Linked DNA regions of Homo sapiens: region 1 is linked to region 2. Evidence: read pairs that join two places in POLR2A ChIA-PET (ENCODE). Cell type or tissue: Caco-2. All regions are shown on one strand. Each heading gives the region's core, and the rest is flanking DNA. Links, peaks and the distances in the headings are about the cores only. Region 1 overlaps MORC3 (MORC family CW-type zinc finger 3). Region 2 overlaps DOP1B (DOP1 leucine zipper like protein B).

The links. Peaks named below come from ENCODE experiments on the same cell type or tissue, not always from the same donor. Only the 100,000 strongest peaks of a DNase experiment are listed, where the experiment ranks them.
Region 1: POLR2A ChIA-PET joins it to region 2 with 5 read pairs; 13 of 35 experiments call an interaction of 5 or more read pairs at or near these places.

Annotation. Positions count from the first base shown.
Region 1 is chr21:36,329,326-36,333,715 of GRCh38, reverse strand. MORC3 (MORC family CW-type zinc finger 3) reads right to left here. Exons shown (of 17, transcript NM_015358.3): 2 at 1-70. Among named protein-coding and RNA genes, the nearest start is that of MORC3, 11 kb to the right of the region's middle. In Caco-2, for the core only: a CTCF peak has its summit at 2,615 (motif pointing right); a DNase peak (open chromatin) is centred at 2,595.
Region 2 is chr21:36,186,074-36,190,463 of GRCh38, reverse strand. All of the region lies in intron 2 of DOP1B (DOP1 leucine zipper like protein B), which reads right to left. Among named protein-coding and RNA genes, the nearest start is that of DOP1B, 31 kb to the right of the region's middle. In Caco-2, for the core only: no CTCF peak of the experiment used is centred there; a DNase peak (open chromatin) is centred at 2,263; H3K4me3 peaks cover 250 bases.

The DNA.
Region 1 (4,390 bases), core at 269-4,268, 140 kb before region 2:
TTAATTCAGCAACTGCACTGAATGGCCAGGTGTGACTAGTAGAATTTGTATGTAAAAACTTCGGGCAAAGCTGAAACAAACAAAAGGTCCATGTAAATTAATTCAGGTCTTACTTTTGAAAATAAAAACCAGTATTTTTATCCCTGTGTTAAACAACATTGAGACCAAACAAAAGTGACTTAGCTGCTTGCTCCAGGATACATCTGGAAGATACAATCTAGAATATACGATTCTTGGAAGATAACACTGGGAACCAACTAAACAGCTTACTCACCAAGACTTGGTTCAAAACCCTTGCCCTCTTTATGTCTACAATGTCATAACTGTCCAATCCCAAATAGGGACATACCTTGCCAAGACCTACCTTAAAATGATCCAGCCAAGGCCCTAAAATCCTATAAACACCATTTCCTAATTTCTCTATTCTGAGACACAACTAAGACTTTGTCAAGGAGGCACTTTCTCCTACGTGTATCAGGCCTAATAAACTTAACTGTGCTTGATCACTAAGTTTTTCTGGCACTGTGACTTCATTATTTACTCCAAGTTCATTATAGCTGAACTTGTAGCAGTGTAGTAGTATACATCTACAAACTCTTCAAAGAATTCAAATAAGAGTTACAATTGTTGGCCGGGCGCAGTGGCTCATGCCTGTAATCCCACCACTTTGGGAGGCCGAGGCGGGCAGATCACGAGGTCAGGAGATCGAGACCATCCTGGCTAACATGGTGAAACCCGTCTCTACTAAAAATACAAAAAAAGTACCTGGGCGTGGTGATGGGCGCCTGTAGTCCCAGCTACTCGGGAGGCTGAGGCAGGAGAATGGCATGAACCTAGGAGATGGAGCTTGCAGTGAGCCAAGATCGTGCCACTGCACTCCAGCCTGGGCAACAGAGCGAGACTCCATCTCAAAAAAAAAAAAAAAGAAAGAGTTCCAATTGTTAAACTAAACTAAACTTGGCCTGAGGATGCCTCCATACTCGAGTCAGTACATAAGGAACTACAACCTAATAGTATGAAAACTAACTGTACAAATTCTTCTAACTTAGGGCAATTTGTACTCCAGTAACAAACAGCTGAGTCTCAGTCAACTACAGAATCCCATCTTCGGTCAATCACAGGTCACCAGCTGATTTAAATAAGGCAAAATGCCAAGCTGCAACCAATTAAACTATTTCTGTATCTCACTTTTGTTTTGTCCATAAATATTGCCTGATCACGTTGCAGGCCAGAGTGCTTAGAACCTGTTCCGGTTCTGAAGCCTGTCCTATTTTTTTTCTGAGACAGAATCACACTCTGTCACCTAGGCTGTAACGCAGTGGCACAATTTCGGCTGACTGCAACCTCCGCCTCCTGGGTTCAAGCGGTTCTCCTGCCTCAGACTCCCGAGTTGCTGGGATTACAGGTGCGCACCACCACACATGGCTAATTTTTTGTATTTTTAGTAGATAAGGGGTTTCGCCATGTTGACCAGGCTGGTCTCAAACTCCTGGCCTCAAGTGATTCACCCTCTTCAGCCTCCCAAAGTGCTGGGATTACAGGTGTAAGCCACCACACCCAGCCTCTTATTTTTTTCAGAGATAGTCTCTCTCTGCTGCCCAGGCTGCAGTGCAGTAGTGCAATCATAGCTCACTGCAGCCTTGAACTCCTGAGTTCAAGTGATTCTCCTCCCTCAGCCTCCCGAGTAGCTGGGACCACAGGCATGGACCACTATGCCTGGCTAATTTTATACTTTTTTGTAGAGACAGGAGTCTCACTGTGTTGCCCAGGCTGGTCTCCAACTCCCAGCCTCAAGTGATCCTCCCACATTGGCCTCCCAAAGTGCTGGGATTGCAGGAGTGGGCCACTATGCCCAATGTGCCCAATTCTTGAATCATTCTTTGCTCAATAAAACTTTAACTTGTCTAAGGTTTTTCGTTTGAACGCAATGCAACAAATTTGCATTGCATCTTAATTCCCAAGGCTTTTATGCCTGATTTTACTCACAATTCATTATGGAAGAATATGCCAGTCAACCTCATGCTATTGGGAACTCTCTTAAGTTCCTGAGTAGTGGTACGTACCAAATGTATAAAAACACACAAGTAGTTTTTTTGTTTGTTTTTTGTTTTTTTGAGATGGAGTCTCGCTCTGCTGCCCAGGCTGGAGTGCAGTGGCGCCATCTCAGCTCACTGCAAGCTCCGCCCGCCGGGTTTACTTACACCATTCTCCTGCCTCAGCCTCCCGAGTAGCTGGGACTACAGGTGCCCACCACCATGCCCAGCTAATTTTTTGTATTTTTAGTAGAGACGGGGTTTCACCGTGTTAGGCAGGATGGTCTCAATCTCCTGACCTCGTGATCTGCCTACCTCAGCCTCCCAAAGTGCTGGGATTACAGGCATGAGCCACCGTGCCTGGCCAAAAACACACAAGTAGTTTTAAAAGGCAGAGCCTTAAAAATTTCAGTATGCAGAGAATTTTCATGCAATTTTTTTGTTCATTCTGAACAGATTCTCTCCTAATAAGGGGAAAAAAGGTGGAAAGCACTTTGCAGTGTGAAGAGCCCTAAAAATATGATTAGACTGTAGATCAAGCCAACCACATCTGTAGTGCTCACGTGCTGCCACAAGGTGTCAGAAAGGTCTACTTCTCCTCTGTCCACACTTGCTTCTGGACAATTCCAAAACCTTCATTTACCATTAAGTTGAAGCACACAAGTGAGAAACAGTATCCTGAAGAAGACTGTTCAAACTGGTATATATGCAATTTAGACTTGCTCTGGCAGACATCACATAATACAGCATACATCCGTGAAATATGGAGTATAGGTAACTCAAGACTTTCTAAAGCACACATCACAAACAGTTCTTAATGAAACTAAATTTCTAGCTCTTCATCTTGCACAAGAAGTCTTTTTTCAAAAGTGAGCCATCAGGAAAACTTTCCTGTCCCACCTTCTCCCCTGTACAAATATCATTCTACCACTGATAAAAGAATGATACACTCCTCCCCCACTCTACATCTTAACCATGGGACATGGCCTTGGGGTGTAAAACCTCTGGCTACTGTCGACTAAAAAGAGTCAAAGTTTGTAAAATATTTGAAGATGTTTATTCTGAGCCAAATATGAGTGACCATGGCCCATGACACAGCCCTCAGGTGGTCCTGAGAACATGTGCCTGAGGTGGTCGGGGAGCAGCCTGGTTTTATATATTTTAGGGTGGTATGAGGTATCAATGAAATACATTTAAGATGTACATTGGTTTGTTTCAGAAAGGCGAGACAAGTCAAAGCGGGGACTTCCAGGCTATAGGTAAATTTATACATTTTCTGGTTAAGATTGGTTGAGTTTGTCTAAGGACCTGGGATCAACAGAGAGGAAATGTTTGGGTTAAGACAAGGATTGTGGAGACCAAAGTTTTACTACGCAGAGGAAGCTCTTAGCTAGCAGGCATAAGACAGAAGAGGCTGTAAAATGTTTTCTTATGAGACTGAAAAGGGTGCCTGACTCTTAATTGATTATCTCCTGGATCTGGAAAGAAAAAAAAAAGGGAATGGCCAGGTGCGGTGGCTCAGGACGGGTCTGGTGGCTCACACCTGTAATCCCAGCGCTTTGGGAGGCCAAGGCTGGTGGATCACCCAAGGTCAGCAGTTTGAGACCAGCCTGACCAACATGATAAAACCCCATCTTTACTAAAAATGCAAAATTAGCTGGGCCTGGTGGCTCATGCCTGTAATCTCACCTACTTGGGAGGTTGAGGCAGGAGAGTTGCTTGAACTCAGGAGGCGGAGGTTACAGTGAGCTGAGATCAGGTCATTGCACTCCAATCTGGGCAACAAGAGCGAAACTCCGTCTCAAAAACAAAAACAAAAAAAAACAAAAAAAGAAAAGAAAAAAGGGAAAAGAGGATTCTCTACACAATGTACATTTTTTTCCACAAGAGACAAACTTTGCAAGGCAATTTCAAGATATGACAAGGAAATCTATTTAGAATTATTTTTATTTCTTTCCTTGTTATGTGATGTTACGCCAGAGCAGTATAATGAAGCAGGTCTGACCCCAACTTCCTGTCATGGCCTGAACTAGTCTTTCAGATTAAATGTTAAGAGTGCCCTGGCTGAGAAGGAAGTCCATTAAAATGGTTGGAAGAGCCTTAGAATTTTATTTTTGGTTTATACTACCAAACAAGGAGAAATTAGTCAACTACTATAAACCCTTAGTCTCCTGTACTTCTGACAGACCAACCATAAATTGGGCATTCACATGATTCCCCTCATGTTTGATAATGTGCTATAATGCTCACAAAACCCAAAAAAAACACTGATTCATTGTAAAGCAAGCCTGTCCAACCCTCAGCCCCCATGGGATGCATGTGGCCCAGGACAGCTTTGAATGCAGCCCAACACAAAT
Region 2 (4,390 bases), core at 102-4,101:
ATTGCGCCACTGCACTCCAGCCTGAGTGAGAGAGCGAGACTCCATCTCGAAAAGAAAAAAAAAAGAAAGAGATGAACTGGCCAGGAAAAATGGCCATGTTTTCAAAATCACTTTTAATTTAATTAATTTATTTATTTAGAGACAGAGTCTCACTCTGTCCCCCAACACTGGAGTGCAGTGGTGCAATCTCGGCTCACTGCAACCTCCGCCTCCTGGGTTCAAGTGATTCTCCTGCCTCAGCCTCCTGAGTGGCTGAGATTACAGGCATGTGCCACCATGCCTGGCTAATTTTTATTTTTTGTATTTTTATTAGAGACGGGGTTTCACCATTTTGGCCAGGCTGGTCTCGAATTCCTGACCTCAGGCAATCTGCCTGCCTCAGCCTCCCAAAGTGCTGGGATTACAGGTGTAAGCCACTGTGCCCAGCTGAAAATCATTTTTTTTTTTTTTTTTTGAGACGGAGTATCGCTCTGTCACCCAGGTTGGAGTGCAGTAGTGTGATCTTGGCTCACTGCAACCTCCACTTCCCAGGTTCCAGCGATTCTCCTGCCTCAGTCTCCCAGGTAGCTGGGACTACAGGTGCATGCCACCACGCCCAGCTAACTTTTGTATTTTTTAGTAGAGACAGGGTTTCACCATACTGGTCAGGCTGGTCTCAAACTCCTGACCTCGTGATCCACCTGTCTCAGCCTCCCAAAGTGCTGGGATTACAGGCGTGAGCCACTGTGCCTAACCCAAAATCCCATTTTTTTTTGAGACAGAGTCTCGCTCTGTCACCCAGGCTGGAGTGTAGTGGTGTGATCTCAGCTCACTGCAACCTCCACCTCCCGGGTTCTAGCGATTCTGCTGCCTCAGCCTCCAGAGTAGCTGGGACTACAGGCGTGCACCAGCACGCCCAGCTACGGGGTTTCACCATATTGGCCAGGCCGGTCTCGAACTCCTGACCTTGTGATCCACCGTCTTGGCCTCCCAAAGTGCTGGGATTACAGGTGTAAGCCACTGCACCCAGCCTTCAAAATCACTTTTTAAAGTGCTAAAAAAATTTAAAAAGGAGAAACTGATTAAACAGGAAATTAAACTTTCTTATTTATTTCACTCAGGAACTACACTGTTCTAAAAGCATTCCTTGAGCTATAATTAGGACATAATTGTAACATTTTTGACCTCATTATATGCATAGGCTCAGTAGGCTGACCTTAAAAGAAAATACTAAAATGTTAAGTATAAAGTATGTTTGAAAAAAAAAGATTCAAACTACATCCAAGCTTAATAGAAATCAGGAAGTGTCACTGTTGCTCCACCCAAGAAAATATCTTTGTTTCCTTTGACTTTACACAACCTGACAGTATGACAGTCCCCAGGACACGGCATGATTTAGAAGCATTCTGTGTAGGGAACACGATGAAAAATTCCAAAAGGCTACACATGGACACAAGTTAATATGCTTAAAAATGGTTAAGATGGTAAATTTTATGTTATATGTATTTTACCACAATTTGTTTATATGTATTTTACCACAATTTAAAATGCTTTAAAAAAGGAGTAATTTAACCATATGGGTGGGGAGTGGACAGAATTATGTTTCATTTTTAAAACGCTTTATTTAGCCCGTAAAATAAAAATGTTAAATGTTTCCTTTAAAAGTTCCTAGAAGAGACAGTCACCCTACTTTTGCACAGAGTACAATGCTGACTTCAGAATGCCAGATGTCTTTGTCTAGAAAGAAATGTAAGTCAGCCAATTTAAAAGCACGTCTCCCACCAAGCAAACGAGGAGTTGCATTTTTCACGGTGAAACACTGACATGTCTTCCTTCTGGAAGTCAGGCATCTTTGTAAGGGTGTTCTTTTCATGCCACTGAAAGGAAGCTGCACAGTGGCACAGTGAGTCAGGGAGGCCAGGTGACACAGGCTCAAACGCTCAGTGAAGCACCTGCCAGGGGGCACTGTTAGTGCCCTTTAGACAGGACGAAAATGGAACAGACCAGCACTTGGCCAGGACTTCCCAAGTGCTCATGGTGTGGCATTCCACCTTGACTGAAATGGCATGACCCGGTTGCTTTGCCAGCTTGAGGGAGTGGCGGTGGCAAGAGATAAGCTGGAGAAACAGGCAGAAGGCAAGGCTGCCGAGAGCCATCTCAGGGAGTCGGGGTTCCACAGGTAACCAGTGAGACCAGTTTTTGTTGAACTGGGAGAGCAGTGCTGCTATAACTCCTATGTAAACAAGGAGCTTCCTTCTCTGAAAGGTCACAGCTGAAATATCATTGTGTTGTATTTACCTAAGTCAGTTGAACCCTAACAGGGCCATGCACGTGATTAATCAGCTCTCAGCATGAGTTATCCACATACCCAAATCCCAGCTTCCAATAAAGCTGCTAGCAAGGAATGGGTCACTCAGGCTAACTCCATCTTCTGCATCAGGTAAGAAGACACATTAGAATATGCTTTTTTTTTCCTTTTAAAATTTTCTTAAAATTACCATGCTGCTTGAGTAGGAGTAGAACTGAAGGCTGGGTGTATCACCTACTAGAGATTTTAAAAGCATGCTCAGAAAAAAAAGAAGCAGGCCAGGCGCAGTGGCTTACACCTGTAATCCCAGCACTTTGGGAGGCCGAGGCAGGTGAATTGCTTCAGCCCAGGAGTTCAAGACCAGCAACATGGCAAAACCCTGTCTCTATAAAAAATACAAAAATTAGCTGGGCATGTGATGTGCACCTGTAGTCCCAGCTACTTGGGAGGCTGAGGCAGGAGGATCACTTGGAACTAGGAGGTCAAGGCTGTGGGCGAGCTACGATCGCACCTCTGCACTCCAGCCTGGGCAACAAAGTGAGACCCTGTCTCAAAAATAAAATAAAAAATAAAATAAATAGGCTGGGCACAGTGGCTTATGCCTATAATCCCAGCACTTTGGGAGGCAAAGGAAGGCGGATCACCTGAGGTTGGGAGTTCAAGACCAGCCTAGCCAACATAGTGAAACCCCATCTCTACTAAAAAAAAACAAAAATTAGCCAGATGTGGTAGTGGTCTCCTGTAATCCTAGCTACTCAGGAGGCTCAGGCAGGAGAATCACTTGAACCTGGGAGGCGGAGGTTGCAGTGAGCTGAGATGGTGCCACTGCACTCCAGCCTGGGCAACAGAGCAAAACTCTTGTCGAAAGCCAGGCCTTGGCTTCAGCAATGTCATTCTCCCCACAGACGATGAATGGGCGCTGGCCACAGTCAAGCACCCTCCCCCGGGAAGGGAGGGGAGAGGAGGGGAAGGGAGGGGAGGGGAGGGGCAGGACAGCCAGCTAACCCAGGCCAGGCCTTGGGGGAAGAGCACAGTGGGTGCTTGACTGTGGCTGGCACCCACTCACCGTCTGCTGGGGGAATGACATTGCTGAAGCCAAGGCCTGAGCCCTGGCACCTTGGCAGGTTCAGAAGCTCATTTTTATCAGTTTACCCAGAGGTGGCTCTGCTGTGGAGGGAATGTTTTGCTGGCCGCCGGTCGAGCTCCTAAGACGGGCCCCGAAAGTCAATGGGAGGGGAACTGTGACAGAGGCCAGGCTCTGAGTGGCAGGCCTGGGTCCGAGTCCGGGCTCCAGCTCTCATCTGAGCAAGCCTGTCACAAGTCACCTGATAGCTCTGAGGCTCTGCTTTCTCACCCATTATTTCTGAAACCTGGAATCCTCCAAAGTCAGCACCATTCAGCCCCTTTTACTGAAGAACGAGCTGGAGCTCAGAGGTCTGCCTGCAGCTTCCCAGGTGTGCAGAGTATTTCAGGTCCGCCAGCGCCCTGCAAAGCCCACACTCCGGGGGTGGGGGTGGAACATGTAGACATGTCAGGGGAGGCTGAGGAAGTGCTGTAGGTGACCAAAAATATACCATCACCTACTCATAAGCTGGTCGTGCAGGATAAACTCAAAAAGGAGCTGAAACATACAGGGTATTCATTCTATTTCCACTTCCCCAGTGTGTCAGGGTTAACACTGGATATGCGTACACATGTCCACACATGCAGGCACACAAATACATACATACATACTTCCCATACATATACACACACACACCCTCTACACATGCATACATGTACACACATGCACACACTCCACACATACACACTGCATACATATACACACATGCATACACACATCCCACACGTGTACACATACACAAGTCATGAGCAATAGGGCCTGTCAGCCACACAGGCTGCTCCCAATCTCTTAGTTAAGATGACTCAAGAATCCACATGCTAGATCAGAAAATTACTTCTTTTTTTTTTTGTGAGACGAAGTCTCGTTCTGTTGCCCAGGCTGGAGTGCAGTGGCGCAATCTTAGCTCACTGCAACCTCTGCCTCCTGGGTTCAAGAAATTCTCATGCCTCAGCCTCCCAAGTAGCTGGGATTACAGGCGC